2 separate regions of the Homo sapiens genome follow, and region 2 is linked to region 1. Evidence: chromatin contacts called from ENCODE Hi-C or POLR2A ChIA-PET data. All regions are on one chromosome and are shown on one strand. The core of a region is the stretch at or near the end of the contact, and the rest is flanking DNA. Distances in the headings are between cores, read along the strand shown. Region 1 overlaps PTPRG (protein tyrosine phosphatase receptor type G). Region 2 overlaps PTPRG (protein tyrosine phosphatase receptor type G).

What was found. Hi-C counts contacts between places; a loop is a spot of excess contacts on that map. ChIA-PET counts read pairs that join two places held with the same protein, here RNA polymerase II (POLR2A). Pooled maps may share reads with other maps.
Region 2: a map of posterior vena cava shows a loop between it and region 1 (5-fold over the local background). The contact joins two enhancer-like sites. A Hi-C loop is called at or near these places in 1 of 168 maps with a recorded cell type or tissue (posterior vena cava) and 4 of 50 pooled maps. POLR2A ChIA-PET finds 5 or more read pairs at or near these places in 2 of 52 experiments (T-cell and WTC11).

What each region holds. Positions count from the first base shown.
Region 1 is chr3:61,803,922-61,811,736 of GRCh38, forward strand. All of the region lies in intron 2 of PTPRG (protein tyrosine phosphatase receptor type G), which reads left to right. Among named protein-coding and RNA genes, the nearest start is that of PTPRG, 250 kb to the left of the region's middle. Within about 2 kb of position 4,775, at least 13 of the 41 ENCODE cell types and tissues checked have a DNase peak (open chromatin) inside an H3K27ac peak, as active enhancers do.
Region 2 is chr3:61,923,324-61,931,138 of GRCh38, forward strand. The region is part of intron 2 of PTPRG (protein tyrosine phosphatase receptor type G); the gene reads left to right. Among named protein-coding and RNA genes, the nearest start is that of PTPRG, 370 kb to the left of the region's middle. Within about 2 kb of position 4,193, at least 17 of the 41 ENCODE cell types and tissues checked have a DNase peak (open chromatin) inside an H3K27ac peak, as active enhancers do.

The DNA.
Region 1 (7,815 bases), core at 3,525-6,024:
ATTTGTTGTATTAATCACTACCTTTCCCTTAGAGTTGATTTATGGTTCAGAGGGATATTCTGGAAAATGCTTAGATCAAACAAGACCACATTCATTCATGGAGAAAGAGTGGAATGCAGGTTCGTAGTAAAGAAAAATAATTTCCAGGGCTCCTGGGAAAAAGCTTTGGTCACTTAAATGCCCTTGGGCTTTCTGTAAGTAAACATCTGCAGTCCTCTCTATTGGTTTTCTAGCATATTTCACACAAAAGCAGGGGAGCAGAGTAGTGTTAATTACCCTGAGCCAAGTCAGTATTAATCTCAGGTCTCCATTGTTGTTTAAGATTGATGGATAAAGATGTGACTGCCCAGAACTACCTTTGTTCTCTTACTGGAAAGATGTGGACTTGGAGGGGCAATCTGGAGTTAATAGTCAGAACTAGATTGTATCCTCCTTACTGGGATGTGAGCTCTGTCACCTGAGTAACCAATTTCTTTGTAAAGGGATGTAATCTCAAATCTTAGCTTTCAAGCTGCCAGGCTTGGTTTGCTTTTATATCCCCAAATGGAACCGGAACCTTCTTTATTCCAATGGTACATTGTGGTAGACTGTATTCGGCAACCTTTTGTATGAAAGGGTTAACATAGATCTGTCTCATCAGTGTCTTTCTGTTTAAGGATAGCATAAAAGTGCTGATTGTTAACTTCACTTGGTCCTATGCTTATTCTTTATTTTTACTGTAGGATTTACTTTTTCTTTTCCTGTGTCTTTCTCTCTCCAAAAAAAAAAAAAAAATAAAATCTACCTTGATGTGTCAAAGAGATAAAGAAGATGTTATAAACATTAAACAAAAGTTCACGTTTCTGTTTCTTTGTGCCCCCGGTCCCCCTTTTAAAAATAGGCCTCACAGCATCAGGCATTTGCCAGTGCAGCAGTTTTGAAGCATAGGATTTTTCCCCTTCCTGATGTATAAATGCCAGCTCTCTTCCCCCCTTTGCAGACACAGGCATTTTCCTCTTTTGAGTTTTAGTTTTATGATAGCACATTACAAAGAGTTTGACAGATCCTTTAAGATGAAGATCTGTTGATGTACTTCCTGTTTATGGTGGCTCCCAGCTTCACTGGTGATGAGGACACAGGCGCCTGAAACCCAGAGGCAGGGTGGATCTGCACCACTTCTCTGACCTTGCCAGGGCTGACCTTCATCATTCTAAGGGAACTTTTTTTCTTTTTTTCCCCTCCCTAAGCAGTGGTTCTCAATTTGGGGCTATTTTACTCCAGAAGGGGCTTTTGGCAATGTTTGGAGACATTTTTGGTTGTTACAGCAAGACTTGGAGCTACCAGCCTCTAGTGGGTAGAGGCCAAGGATGCTGCTGAACATTCTACAATGCACTGGACTGTCCCCACAAAAGAATGTTCTGTCCTGAATTGTTGATAGTGCCAAGGTTAAGAAACCCTCCCATAAGGGATGTTTTCTAGGCTTAAACAGTGGCCTGTATGTGTCTTTCTCCTTATTTCTTTATTTCAAGAAAAGAAAAACGCTGCCAAAGCAAAAGCCATGCAGTATGTTCATAATAAATTACCTTTTAAAACAAATCCCAGGCCTACTCTTCCCGAAAATGGGAAAGACAAAAAAAAAAAAAAAAAAAAATCAAAGTGCCCCATGGCACAAGTTATCCACTGATGACATTTCCCTCTGAGGACTGTTTTCTGGGTTAGGGTAATTACCACAACCCAGAAGGTCATGGAGTCTAAGTTAAAGGGCGTCACTGATTCAGCTCTCAGATGAGCCACCCCACTGGGATGTATGATGGTATAAACTGCAATTAAATCTTGTGCTGTATTTACTGTGTGATTGGAAGGACAGAAGGGAGATTTCCCTTTAGTCATTCTTACCTAGAGCAAAACTCATGTTTTTTTAGTGTAATGTGATTTCTTGAGAATGGTAGATGTTAGTGAAGTGGGGCAGGGAGATGGATTTACAAATCTTGGAGTTTGCAAAATATGACTTGACCTTTTGTTCTTATGTTGTGGGCTGTGTTTTCTATTAAGCTCTCGATCATATTCTCTCTTTGCCATTTAAGAAAAATACAGCACAAACCTCTGTCAGATTTTAGTATATGGTGACCTAATTTGGTGGGATGATTGCTAAAGTTCTGGAACAGGCCCTTTGTAGCTGATTTTTGTTGAATTGATAAGCATCGAATATACTAAATATAATTTTTTGTGCCTAGGTCTCTTCCAAAACTTGCATACCATTTTTAGCCTGAACTCAGTGTTATCATTTTGGTCTTTTAAAGTGGAGGGAGGGGGAGAGGGAGAATCCAATTATAGCAAGCCTGACTTGATTGAATGATCTTAGAATGAACCTTGTGGGAAATAATGTGTTGGCGAGAAAGAAAGTTGAGTTTCTAAAGTTACAGAATCTGTAGATCTGTTACACAAGTGCATGTAGGTAAAGCCTCCCTGGAATGATTCAAAAGGTAGTTGTAATGGATGGGTTAAAGACTTCATTTCACCATCATCCTTATCCAGGTTCTGAATACACATGCCCTGTCGGGTCTGTGGCTCATTTTAGATACAGTGAGTGGAAAATTGAATTTAATGATTAAGTCTTTTTGGTTTCTGATTTGTGGATTTTCTTGTGATTTTTGTACTTCTGGATTTATATTGCATCTTAGTGAATATCATTTTTTTTCTTCTTAAATTATCTAAAATATGTGATAGGGTAGTTAGCAAACCTGTGTTGGTTATACCTATTGGCAAATGAAAGGAGATGACAGAAATAGGCTCCGATGGGCCCATGGCTGAATTACAGAGTGGTAATTATTCTTTAAATACTGAAATAAGAGTTTTGCCTATTAGAAGCCTCATAAAACCAGTGTCTACAATCTATCTGATTTTGCTGTTGATGTAATTTTAGGAAATCAAATGAACTGGGATGGAAATTAGGTTTCATACTCCGTGGCTTGTGTACCCCTCTAAGTTCTATTAAATTTTATAGGAGTTTTACAGGTGGAAACACAGCAGCACCACAGCTTTTGTCACTTCAAAGAGCAGCCCTTTCATAAACAGAGAATACAGAATCATGCCTTTTATCTTGCCATTTAAAAATTCTTCATTTTCTGCACCCAAGTGATTTATCACATGGACGGAGAGGACAATTCAGGATATTGTATTTCGAAAAAGGGAAAGAGAAGCCATTCAAATTCCTATTAAAATGAATTGCACTAGCTGTACATCATTTTCTAATTTCTGAGACGACTTGTAAATCACAAGGAGAGAGGGCATTCTACCATTGGTCAGGGGAAAAATGGGAAATTTAATAGTTTGTCAAAGATTGATAAGAAAGGATTACCACTCTGAGAGACCCTAACTTGATGAGCAAGTACATTTTGAAGTTCATCAGACGTATAAGCAGTTGGAGAGTTTAATTAAAGTTACTTGTCATTACTCAAGTTTACATCCGGTCTGTCTCTGGGCCAGCGTATATGGTATGCCAGTGACATTGTCAGAACTTAGTTTTGACCCTGAGAGCTGTGCGTTGTTCTTTTACTCCCTCTTGATTCCTCTTTCATCATGTAGAAGCTGATGTGTATTTTAACATTGTGGTCAATTTGGTGACAGAGGTCTTGATCAGTGCAAGTTCCAGTAGTTAGCTGAATTTTATATTTTTCTTTATTTTTTAGCTGATAATGATTCAAGTTGTTGGAATAATCTAAGACTGCTAGAAAATAACATATATACACATATGTACACTTGTGTAAATGCCATCTTGATAACAGAATCATAAATGTGTTCATGTAAGGGTATGTGTGTGTACGTAAATATGTATTATTGAATCGTATTGGGATGATTTTTTTTTGCCCTTTCAGATGTCAAATTGTATATTGAGACTATTTATTCCATTCTTATAAGCAAAGCCCTTCCTTTCCCTCTTGTTCCTGCAAAGCAGCTCAGAGAATGACTTTTAACTGGGCAACCATATTTTTGATCTTCTGCAGAGCTAGGAGCACTCTGACATATGGTTCAACAAAGGCTCGCAGACCGGGGCATCCAGTACTTGTGGTGCTTCTGTTAACGCCTGTTTATCAGATTATTGAAGGGCAAGCTGCTTTCCTCAGAACGTGCTTGCTCTCCCTGACTCTGTGTAATCCTATCCAGGCACGGAGCTGATATTGTTATACAAACAAAACTCAATAGGCATTACTGAAATCCAGAGAGTGGATTCTTTAGGATTGGACCTTTTGTGTGTGTAACCACATTTGAAGGAGACCTAAGAATCATCATCTGGAACTTTTTAAAATTGCAGTTACTGGAAACTAAAGCCAGAAACTAGGAGAAAACCCTCCGATTTTTTGTTTGGTTATTTTTAAGTGGAGAAGTTACAAAGGTGTTAGCTGTTAAGATGTGGAGTGAACTGGAATCCAGTGGCTCTCAAATCTTGCAGCTCATCAGAAACCCCTGGTGAACTTTGTACGTGGCACTCACCCCTATTCCTTAACTGTGAAATCTATACATTTTTTTTTCATCCACCCCAGATAAATCATATGTAGGTGGGCTCTTGGTCCAGTTTGGGAACCCGTAAAAGAAGTTATCAACCTCATCATAACCTTCCCAGGCAGGAATCAATTTCTTTGAATATAAGCCATTCAAATTCCATAATATGATACTGGCTCTAAAGGCACATTTAATTATGTAGGACACACCATCCCTTTCGCAAAATCGCACAAAGATTTCAACTTAGGCCTAAAATCTTTGGCACATACGTTGCACTGGGCACGGATCCCTTGGCCTAGATAATACTGAATTAAACTCCTCCCTTTCCTGCCCTCCCACACAGAATTTGGCCAGAGAAGCTCAGTGAAGGTTATTCTTAAACCCATCCCCGTTGTTCAAATCTGGCAGTAAAAAAGGCTTTACAACTTGGGTCAACTCCTAATGGGGCCTTTTGATCCAAGTGCTTTAAAGTTTAGACCTTTTGTATCTTTGTTGATAAAAACTGAGGTGTAGTATACCATTAAAATTTTTAAAAAATTATTTCTACTGAACCTGTTGGATTTAATCTGTTTTTGCTATCTAGTAGGCTTGTGACCTTGAGCAGATGACTTAACTTTGCCACATTTTTTTCTTTTCTTGTAAAATGGGGGTAATATAATCCATAGAGTTATCATAAGAATAAGTAAAAGAATGTGTAAAGTGTTAGTTCACTGCCTTCCACATAGTGAAGGCCCAGTAACTGTTGTTTCTTATTATTATCACGGTGGGGGAGGTTAGTGGGGGAAAGTTACAAAATGAATAAGCAGCAGACTTTGCCTTAGTCAAGAGCTTGCATCCTCAAATTTGGAGTAAGGTATAATTATATTACCATACTAGAAGTAGGAAGGATTAAAAGAAGAAAATAAAGATGCACTCTTTTTTCAGAGAAAAATGTGATCACTGATGGCTTTTTGCTGCATCTTGAGGGGAGACATTGCCCATGAAACAGTTTTCTGAGCTGAGCCCAGAAGAATAACCCTAAAGGAGTGGGACAGATAGAAAATCCAACTGGAAGAGGAAGTGGTATGGTGTACTAGTGTCTGACACACAGAAGATACCCAAGAAATAAGGGTTGAAAAACATGAGGCTTTATGGAGAGAAACTTACATTTGAGTTCTGATCCTGTTAATTTCTGTAAAATAAGTATTATAACACTGACCACATAGGGGCCAGTGTGGACAGTGAATACTATATGTCATGTACCTAGCAGGTTATCTGGCACGTTGTAAGCTTGAAAAGAAAATAATATAGTTATTCTGTATTAATATGAAGGGGAATAGAAAGACATAAACTTGAAACATAAATGTGGACCAGATAATTAAGGCATTTGAATCCTGAACTAAGGAGCTTAGATTTTATTCACTTGACAGTTGAGAGCCACGGAAGCTTTTTGAGCGGGTGCACAGCTATTGAAGCTCTGTGCTCTCTTGATTTCAAGGTGATTAAGCAGAACAGTTTTCCCCCAGCTCCTGTATCAGGGAGGCAGAGCTTTCCCAGAAGTCCCATTGCATACTTCACCTCAGGTGTGTTCTTGGAATTGTGGCCATGCCCACCTTATAGCTGCAATGGGGGGCTGGGAAACTGTTTAGCCTGTTGAGCCTCTGTAGCTGGAAGTGGGCTGTGCCTGCACAGCCTAAATGGCTTTTGGTCTGTGGCCAGGAAGCCAGTGATACTTGCAACTGTGAGCATAATAGCATGTTGGAGGCCAAAGTGTACTCTACAGGGAGTGCAGGATAAAATAAGAACAATACGACTGGTACAGAGAATAGAGGAAAGGGTAGAGGTTTGTATGAAAGCTGGCAAATTCAGTTCTAGACCAAAAATGAGTTTAGGGTGCAGGTAGGATATCCAGGAAGAAGTGATGCATGGGCAGGAGTAATTTAGGATTAGAGTGCAGGACTGAAAGTATTGATCAGTGAATCATTGATTTGGAAGATGACAGTAAAACCCTAAGAATCTGAGGTAAGGAAGGATGAGAGAGGAATGGACAAGAACCAGATAACAAGCTTAAAGGAATGATTTCTTTTTAGGTGCCCTGTATAAGCAACGACAGTGCGAAGGGATACCTTATTTAGCATTGTTTAAACCTCTTTATCTGCTCCATAGGCATATGACCTCAATAAAGGCAGCAGTGTGTTTATGATGCAGACCCAGCTAGAAGACAAGTTCCCAGGTCTGGCTACCCACCCCTACTCTTGGCCACCCAACTCCTACCTCTTTTGGACAGATTTCTCTTCTCAGCTCTGTCTGTGTAATGCAATTGTCCCTACAATGGCCTTTGACAGAGAAGTCATGGAGATCCAAAGAAACTAATTAGAATGAATAGGCATTTTTTATAAGTAATTCGGGACAAATGGAGAATCCAGTCCTTAAGAAGGGTTGTAATGAGGGTAGCTGAATTTGCTTTTGTGGGCTTTTACTTTAGCGTTCCACCATCAAGGTGACATCATATGATGTAAGAATGAGTATCTGATTGGCTACCTGCCAGCCAATGAGGGTTCCCCCTTGCCTACCTGTGTTGGGGAGTGCAAGGCTGTCACCAGGAGGGCAGGTTAGGGTGAATGTGGCAGCCCAGGTGAGGTAGACCTGATGATTGTTCGAATGTGACACTTTCTCCCTGTCATAGCCCAGCAGCCCCTTTAGTTTGTGACTCTGCTGTGCCTCCCAATTAGGCCTGCTGTGGACATCTCACTTCTGGCTGAACTTTGGGCTGGGTTTTGTGATGCTCTTTGGTCAGTGGAATGTCATGGAAGGCCCATGAATAGAGTGCTTGAATGTGCTTGCATGACTTTACTTGGCCTCTCTGTTCTGCTAGGTACCATGAGAAAAGCATGTCCTAGATTCACAGGTGGAACTTCCTGGCCCCAACCTGTTGCTTAACTCTCAGTCACCCAGTGTACCCAAACACCAGTGAGCAAGAAATAAATGCCTACTGTTGTTCAATACCAAAATCCTTTTTTCCCCTCTTGCTTTTGGTCCCACAGTATTGTTGCAGTAGAAATCTGACCAACACAGCAGACAAGTTGACTAATATGTCTGCTCTTTGGCCAGAAAACCAACAAGAGCCAGAATGGACAGTGATGATGGAAATGAATTAGTTGCATCTAGGGCCATGTAACTTGCCCTCCATTTGACCAAAGCTGAATTTCATTGAAGTGTCCATTCCATCATGCCTGAGTTCTATATTGGAAAATGATCTGCTTTTTCACAAAACACAACTTCAGCTTTCATATCCTGATTAACAAAGACAATATGCATTATTAGACTTAATTTAAAGGTGTAATCAGCCATGCGAGT
Region 2 (7,815 bases), core at 2,943-5,442, 120 kb after region 1:
ATTTGCTGTTCCTATGCATATCTTTACTTGCTCCGTGAAATCGCCAGCGTTTTCCCAAAAGCAGACACTCTTTTTTTATTTTTTATTTTTATTATTATTATACTTCAAGTTTTAGGGTACATGTGCACAACGAGCAGGTTTGTTACATACGTATACATGTGCCATGCTGGTGTGCTGCACCCATTAACTCGTCATTTAGCATTAGGTATATCTCCTAATGCCAACCCTTCCCCTCCCCCCACCCCACAACAGCCCCCGGTGTGTGATGTTCCCCTTCCTGTCTCCATGTGTTCTCATTGTTCAGTTCCCACCTATGAGCGAGAACAGTTCCCACCTATGAGCACCACCATGTCCAGTTTATTTTTTGTATTTTTTTTTTTTTTTTTTTGTAGAGACAGGGTCTCACCATGTTGCACAGGCTGGTCTTGAACTGTTGGGCTCAAGCATTTTGGGAGGCCCACCTCAGCCTCCCAAAACACTGGGACTATAAGCATGAGCCACTGTGCCCGGCTTTGTTGGTTTTTCTATCACTATGCTATTATGCTATAAAATATAGTAAAGGGGATGTATTAACTGTTAATTTTATCAAGTAAACGATTCATCTTCGAGAATAACTAGGAGAAACATTCATTTCCATTATACTATTTGCTATAAGACAATTTCATAGACATTTTTAGAGGTTTCTTTAAGATATCCTGTATTAGTTCTTATGCTATAGAAAGCTAGGGCTTTTCCCATCGTTGGATCTCCTACTGGATTTTCCTTTTTTTCTGCTATTCAAAATTTATGTTTCCTCTTGGGCTCACTTTCCTTTCCTCAAAGGTGTACTGCTGTAGTGTGTTCTCTCTGTGCCATGGCTCCAGTTGGCCGGCAGTCAGGTGGCCTGTCCTTCTGTCTGCCAGAATGGTCCTGTGACCATGCAGATCCTGACCTGCACTTGCAGGTCACAGGGTCAGCTGCTTCTGGATATGGCAAGTCCTAATTTGGAAACTGGATTCCATCCTGCCTACCACCAGCCCAGAAGGAAGGAAATGGAGTTTGTGGTGGAAGAAAACCGGCTATTGTTATTAACAGGAGGTTATATTAAGCACTGTCATTTTTAGCACATTCTAAATAAATGCCTTATATTGAAGAGCCAGAGAAGGAAACGGAAACTTTGAAGCACCTTGATTAAAAAGTATGAGCTTAATTACAATTGGCACAAATTGTTCAGCATCTCCCACGTGCTGTCACTGTGCTGAGTACTTACATGTAGTAGTGAACAAGACAGCTATGGAAGAAATAATTGCTCCTGCTGAAAATACTATGGCAGTGAAACAGAAGATGGGATGAAGTATTTGAGTAGGTGATTTAATCCTCTGGTCCAGGGGTCAGTAAAGTTTTTCTGAAAAGGGCCAGATAGCAAATGTTTTAGGCTTGTGAGGGTCATATGGTCTCTGCTGCAACTATTTGTCTTTGTCATTGTAGTAAAAAAGCAACTGTTGTGGACTGAATGTTTCTGTTGCTCTGAAATTCATATACTGAAGCCTTGCTCCCCAGTGTGATGGTATTTGGAGGTGGGGCATTTGGGAAGTAATTAGGTCATAAGCGTGGAGCTCTCATAAATGGGATTATTGCCTTTGTCTAAAGAGTCAGAAGAGAGATGATATCTGCAAGCCAGGAAGGTTATATTGAAATCTTTGTAAGAACCCCACAGAACACACTGGTCCCCTGATTTTGGACTTCCTAGCCTCCAGAACTGTGAGAAATAAATTTCTATTAGTTAAGCCACCTAGTTTGTGGTATTTTGTCATAGCGGCTCAAGGTGACTTAAGACAGAATCATAAATAGTACACAAATGGACATGGCTTCTTTCAGTAAAACTTTATTTATAAAAACAGATGGCAGTCTGCATTTGGCCCATTGGCCGCATTCTGCTGACCCATCACCTTGGTGCTTTTTCTGCTTTTTCTCTGTTGTCCTCTGTGTGTGTTCCTTTGTCCTGATCCTTGTCACCTTGTGGGTCCAAAATGGTTCCACTAGCCTCATGGAGCCTGGCCTTACATTGCAGAGTCCAAAGCAGGAGCTGAGGGAAAATGAAAAACAACTTCTTCATCACCGGAAGCCCAGCAAACTTCTCCTTAAAAATCACTGGTCAGGGCTGGGTGCAGTGGCTCACACTTGTAATGCCAGCACTTTGGGAGGCTGAGATGGGCAGATCACCTGAGGTGAGGAGTTCGAGACCAGCCTGGCCAACATGGTGAAACCTCATCTCTACAAAAATGCAAAAATTAGCCGGGCCTGGTGGCGTGTGCCTGTAATCCCAGCTACTCAGGAGGCTGAGGCAGGAGAATTTCATGAACCTGGGAGGCGGAGGTTGCAGTGAGCCAAGACTGTGCCACTGCCTTCCAGCCTGGGTGACAGAATGAGACTCTATCTTTAAAAAAAAAAAAAATCATCATTGGTCAAAGTTGCAGCACCTGCCAACCTATACGCCAGTGTTCACCAGAGGGGATTAGGATTCTTATAACTGGCTTGTCCCGAGCATGACTTATTCCTTGGGATGAATACATTACTGTTCCAACAAAATCCCTGTTGATGAGGTAACCAGCAGTGTTTCCATAGGAACTCGAGCTCCTGGCTATTCCTAGCCTGGTTCTCTGACCAGCAGCACCAGCGTCACCTGCCAGCTTGTTAGAATGGCAGAACCTCAGACCCTTCCTGTAACTACTATATCAGAATAGAAACCGCATTTTAGCAAGATCTGCAGGTCATTCACAGACACAGTAAAGTTTTAGACATGCTGATCTGGAGAGGTAATGGAGGGCTATTTTAAGGAAATCCATGGAAATAAACTTGGAGAAAGAGTAGCTTGAGTGGTTGGTAGCTGATATGGTTCGGATCTGTGTCTCCCCCCAGATCTCATGTTCAGTTGTAGTACCCAGTGTTGGAGTTGGGTCCTGGTGAGAGGTGATTGGTTCATGGGGGTGGCTTTTCATGAATGGTTTAGCACCATCCCCTTGGTGCTGTTCTTGTGACAGTGAGATCCAGTTGTCTAAAAGTGTGTAGCACCTCCCCCTCCTCTCTCTTGCTCCTACTCCAGCCATGTGATACGTGTGCCTCTCCTTCACCTTCCTCCATGATTGTAAGTTTACTGAGGCCTTCCCAGAAGCCAAGTAGGTTGCAATACCATGCATCCTGTACAGGCTGCAGAACTGTGAGCCAATTAAACCTCTTTTCTTCATAAATTACTCAGTCTCAGTCCTCCTTTCTTCCCCTTCCCTCCCTCCCTCCCTCCCTCCCTCCCTCCTTCCTTCCTTCCTTCCTTCCTTCCACTAACATCATAAGGTATTTTTTTATATCAGTGCAAGAACAGATTAATATGGTAGCCCAGCCTTGACTCCCATTCATATAAATGCCATTATAATTCCAGTTTGTAGTGATATCTCAGATTTAATCCACATCTTAGTACATTTTATGGTGTTTAGTGTTCATAGTGGACCATAATTATTTAGAGGATCCTCTTTACTCCTTTTTGCCTCCAGCAAGTTCTGACAGTGTTCATAGTGTTAGGAGGTTGAAATTAAAACAAAAACGAAAAAAACAGTTCGGGGGGAAGAAAAAAAAAATCTGTACATGTTGTCCTTTTCTACCTGTAATGTAGTGCATGCAGATGACAGGACATTTCTTGTCTTTATTTTGAAAATCATTTGCCATCGTTCATGATGTGCAACTGCATGAGTACATATGACTGTCAAGTGTCTGGATTCTATTTCTGAATTCAGGAAACTCCAGAGTTAAGCAACCAAATTCCATTTCAGAATCCGCTTCTATTTTTGTTCTGTTCATTTGATCTTTTCCATCGGTAGGCACATTAGCTTACTAAGCATAAAGAACTTTTTTTTCCTCCCAGCTATATATTCTCCACAAAACACTGAGGGCTTCCCTGGGAAATAAATCCCTGGCTAAATGGAAATGTGGTTGGTTTCATGGTATATCTTCAGGTCTTGGACAACAGCTCTGTGCTTGCAGTCTTCTTTGTGTGACATTTGGAGGCCGAGCTCTCAAATGTCCCTTGAATTTCATTAACTGGTGTGCTGTTTTGAGTTAACTGTGGAGAGAGGCCTATTGGAGATGGTCCCTGCCAGTTGGGCAGCTCTCCCACTTGGCTGTTTTGAGAATTGTTATATCCTGTACTATGGAAACAGGATGAACTTGGCCATGAGTGTGGGCCAGAAGCCTCTATCCCATTTATGCGGACTTGCTGGCTGAGTTTTGAGAAGTGCATGATTTCATTTGGGCTGTGGTTTGCTGCTAACCGTGTGAGTCTGCAAAATGATCCCTTTTAAGTAGAACCAGGACAGAATAACCCTGGAGCTATGTTTGGTGTGGTTTGTCTGCAAGGGTTAAAAGCTCACTACAGGATGTTGCTGCTTTATAAAATTGAGGCCTCCTTGAAAGTTGTGTCATTTCTATGCTTTATGAATAGGATTATCTTCTTTATGCAGCAGTCATTTGATGTTGAATAGAAGCTGAAGATACAGTTCCTCTGTAAAGATTTCATCATTGTTTGATTGGTAAAGGTGGACATTTTCCCCCCTTTCCAGGTGAGGTATACGTGCGTTCAAAGAGGGATGGGGCAGGAAGGTGGTTGGCGGTGGTCAGAAAGCCATCTGTAACTCAGGTGATTTTCCTGTACCGGTCACCTAGCTGAATCTGAATGAGAGTTTTTTGTAAAGTTGTGGTAGAAGATAAATTAGCCTGATGATGGATTATGCACTATTTCTCTTCTGCTATAAGGGGTATGAGGCCGGAGGTTAGGAGACTCACACACAGTCATGTTGTCTGTCAGAGGGAGGATGAAGCCGAGAGTTGAGTGGCCTTCAAGCTCCCTCTGGTTGCTCATACCTTGTTTCTTTCTCCTTCTTATGAGTTGGGAACATGCCCAAGAAACCTTGTAAGTGTGAAATACAGCATGCCTAGTCTCTCCTGCAGAATAATGCGACCCCATATTTGTTAACCACACAGACCTTAGAATGTGACAGTTTTCTAGCTTAAGTGAATTGGAATGAAACCCTATCACATTTTCCAAACCAGACTTATTTTGCCTGAGTCCATTTTTTTAATCCCCTACTTTCTACTTGAAAAATGAAATTGCTTGAATTTACTGAAAGAAAAAGTCATAGCAATTGTCAGACTGCATGAGGAGGGTATTTATTCAGATTTCATGGATGGGGCCAGTATTTTCTGGAACATGTTGCTGAAGTTTATGAGCATTTAAATTATAGGATGCTATTTGGGATTCTCCCTAAAACAAAAGCTTTTATAGTGTGATACTATGCTTTTAAGAAGACAAAAACACTGGTTTGATTTTTTTTTCATTTCAGTTTTTACTTCTGTTTTAAAAGTTTAAATATATTTTCTAGAGATACTGGAGATAAGGGGGATGAAAATGTCTTATCTCTTTTCAGGGTTGATATATATTTATAGAAAGGTATCAGATGTATTGTGACAGTCTATAGATGTAATAAAATATTTCACTATAAAACAGTTGATTGGAGTCATACAGTGGTTCTCAACTAAAGGTGATTTTTCTCTTCCCCTACTCCTGGGGACATTTGGCAGTGGATGGAGACATGTGTGGTTGTCACAACGGGAAGGATGTTGCTATTGGCAGTCTAGCGAGTAGAGGCCGGGGATGCCACTGAACATCCTACAATGCACAAGGACAACCCCCACAGCAAAGGAGTCTTTGGCCCCAAATGAGAAACCCTAGAGTGGCATAACCAAAACCAAATGCTTTAATAAATACCCAGCCCTGAGGTTTTGGTATTTAAAGTGACATTTAACATCACCAAAAACATGTCAAAAATGTGTCAGCCATTTAACACATGCATAAAGCCTTCTTTTTTAAAATAACAGATGTGAGACTTCTGAGCCACATTTTTCCTAGAGGTTGTTCTCTCTCTGGGAATGAATACCGAGGTGCTATTTCACATTATAAAATTTTTAGCTACTGAAGAATTATGTTTAAATTTGAAAAAAAAAATACTTTTGCTTTTTACCAGATCGAGCGTTTCTTTAGTGGCATTCTCTTTTAATCCAGTGATTTTCAAGTGACCCCGTATTTAGTCCTAAAGTTCCATTTCTCAACTGAAACTCAACATTTAGTTGAGTAGCCCATTCTAGTTCTATATGCTTTTCATAATGGGCTTCCTTTGAGCAAAGTTCATGCATTGCACCTAACCGTCCTTTGGATGTGAGTTTTTCATTGTGGATTACTGCCCAAAGAAGTGATGAATTAAATTGTTAAACTCATTTAGCTGTGACCTGAGATGAATAGAGTGCATTTGAAAAATGAGCACAGGTTGTTTATGAGCCGTCGTGTCGGCATCACACTTCAGAGTCGGTGTAGATGTCTACCGCTCTAGCCCTATGGGCTGCAGTGATTCAGGAGCAAGAGCGAGCAGTGGGTTCTTTCTAACGTGTCAGCCTTTTGACCTTGAGCTGCATTAAGGCTTTCACATGTGCAGTTGATTAAGATTTTTATTTTCTTCCTTTATTTCATTTGTACCATATGCACAGAGAGTCGTGGATAACAGTTTAGACTAAATAAAGGACATTGAATTGTCAGTAATGAAATATCTTGTTTTAATTAAAACTATTAGTAATGCTCTTTCTTGCCCTGGATACTAGGATATTGACATACTTAATGGTAGAATAACAGATAATGCGGTATTTTTTTTTTTTTTTGCTTTTTACTCCTACAAATTGCTTTTAAATTCTCTAAGATCTGGTTGACAATTGCCAGTATAAGTATTTATAGAGAAAGATAAAGATGGAGCTACCTACACTGTATCTATAAATACAGCTGTACATATAAAATTTGATGGTGACAGCCATCTTGCCTGTTTCAGCTGTGTGTGTTTTTAGGAAGATTTGAATATAAAAGATTTGTATTTATATAAATTATTTTTTGTATTTTGTGTGGCTTCATACCCTCAAGGGTGACTTTGAAAGGTATCTTGACCCAGGGACACCAACGAGTTTATTCCAACAATTCCACGTGGAAGAATGTCAGTGATTCCCTGGAGGTCAGAGTTCCGTCTCCCCCTGTCTTCTCAGCAGTGTGATGAGGGGCTCCCAGCACACAGATTATCACTTCCATTCCTTTTGGGATGTAGACCTGCATCTTATGTGTTGCGTCTTACTTTTGAGTTACTGTGAACAACTGTTTTCTTCATCTGCCAGTTAAAGACAAATTACAAGGAGGAAAGGATGGAAAATACAGGAAAAGAGTGTGAAAGCCCAAGAACTTAAAGCTCTGGATGTACAGTTGTTCTTTTTTGTGGAGTCAAGCGTCATTGTGGCATCCTCTATGGGTGTTCCAAAATTACAATTATAGTTAGAGAAATAATATAGGTAATTATGCTGTCGAACCACTGTAAAGGAGAGCACGTAAAAGAAGGCAGTGCGGCCAGGCGCAGTGGCTCATGCTTGTAATCCTAGCACTTTGGGAGGCCGAGGCCGGTGGATCATCACGAGGTCAGGAGTTCGAGACCAGCCTGGCCAATATGGTGAAACCCCATCTCTACTAAAAAATACAAAATACAGAAATTAGCCGGGCATGGTGGCGCACCTGTAGTCCCAGCTACTCGGGAAGCAGAAGAATCACTTGAACCTGGGAGGCAGAGGTTGCAGTGAGCTGAGATCACGCCACTGCAGTCCAGCCTGGGTGACAGAGTGCAGCGCCTAATTCATTGCTTAGAAGGGCCCAAAGCTCCTTCCTGCCCGTGGGCCATGTGCTGTGGTTCCTGCAGCCTCCCCAACCTGATC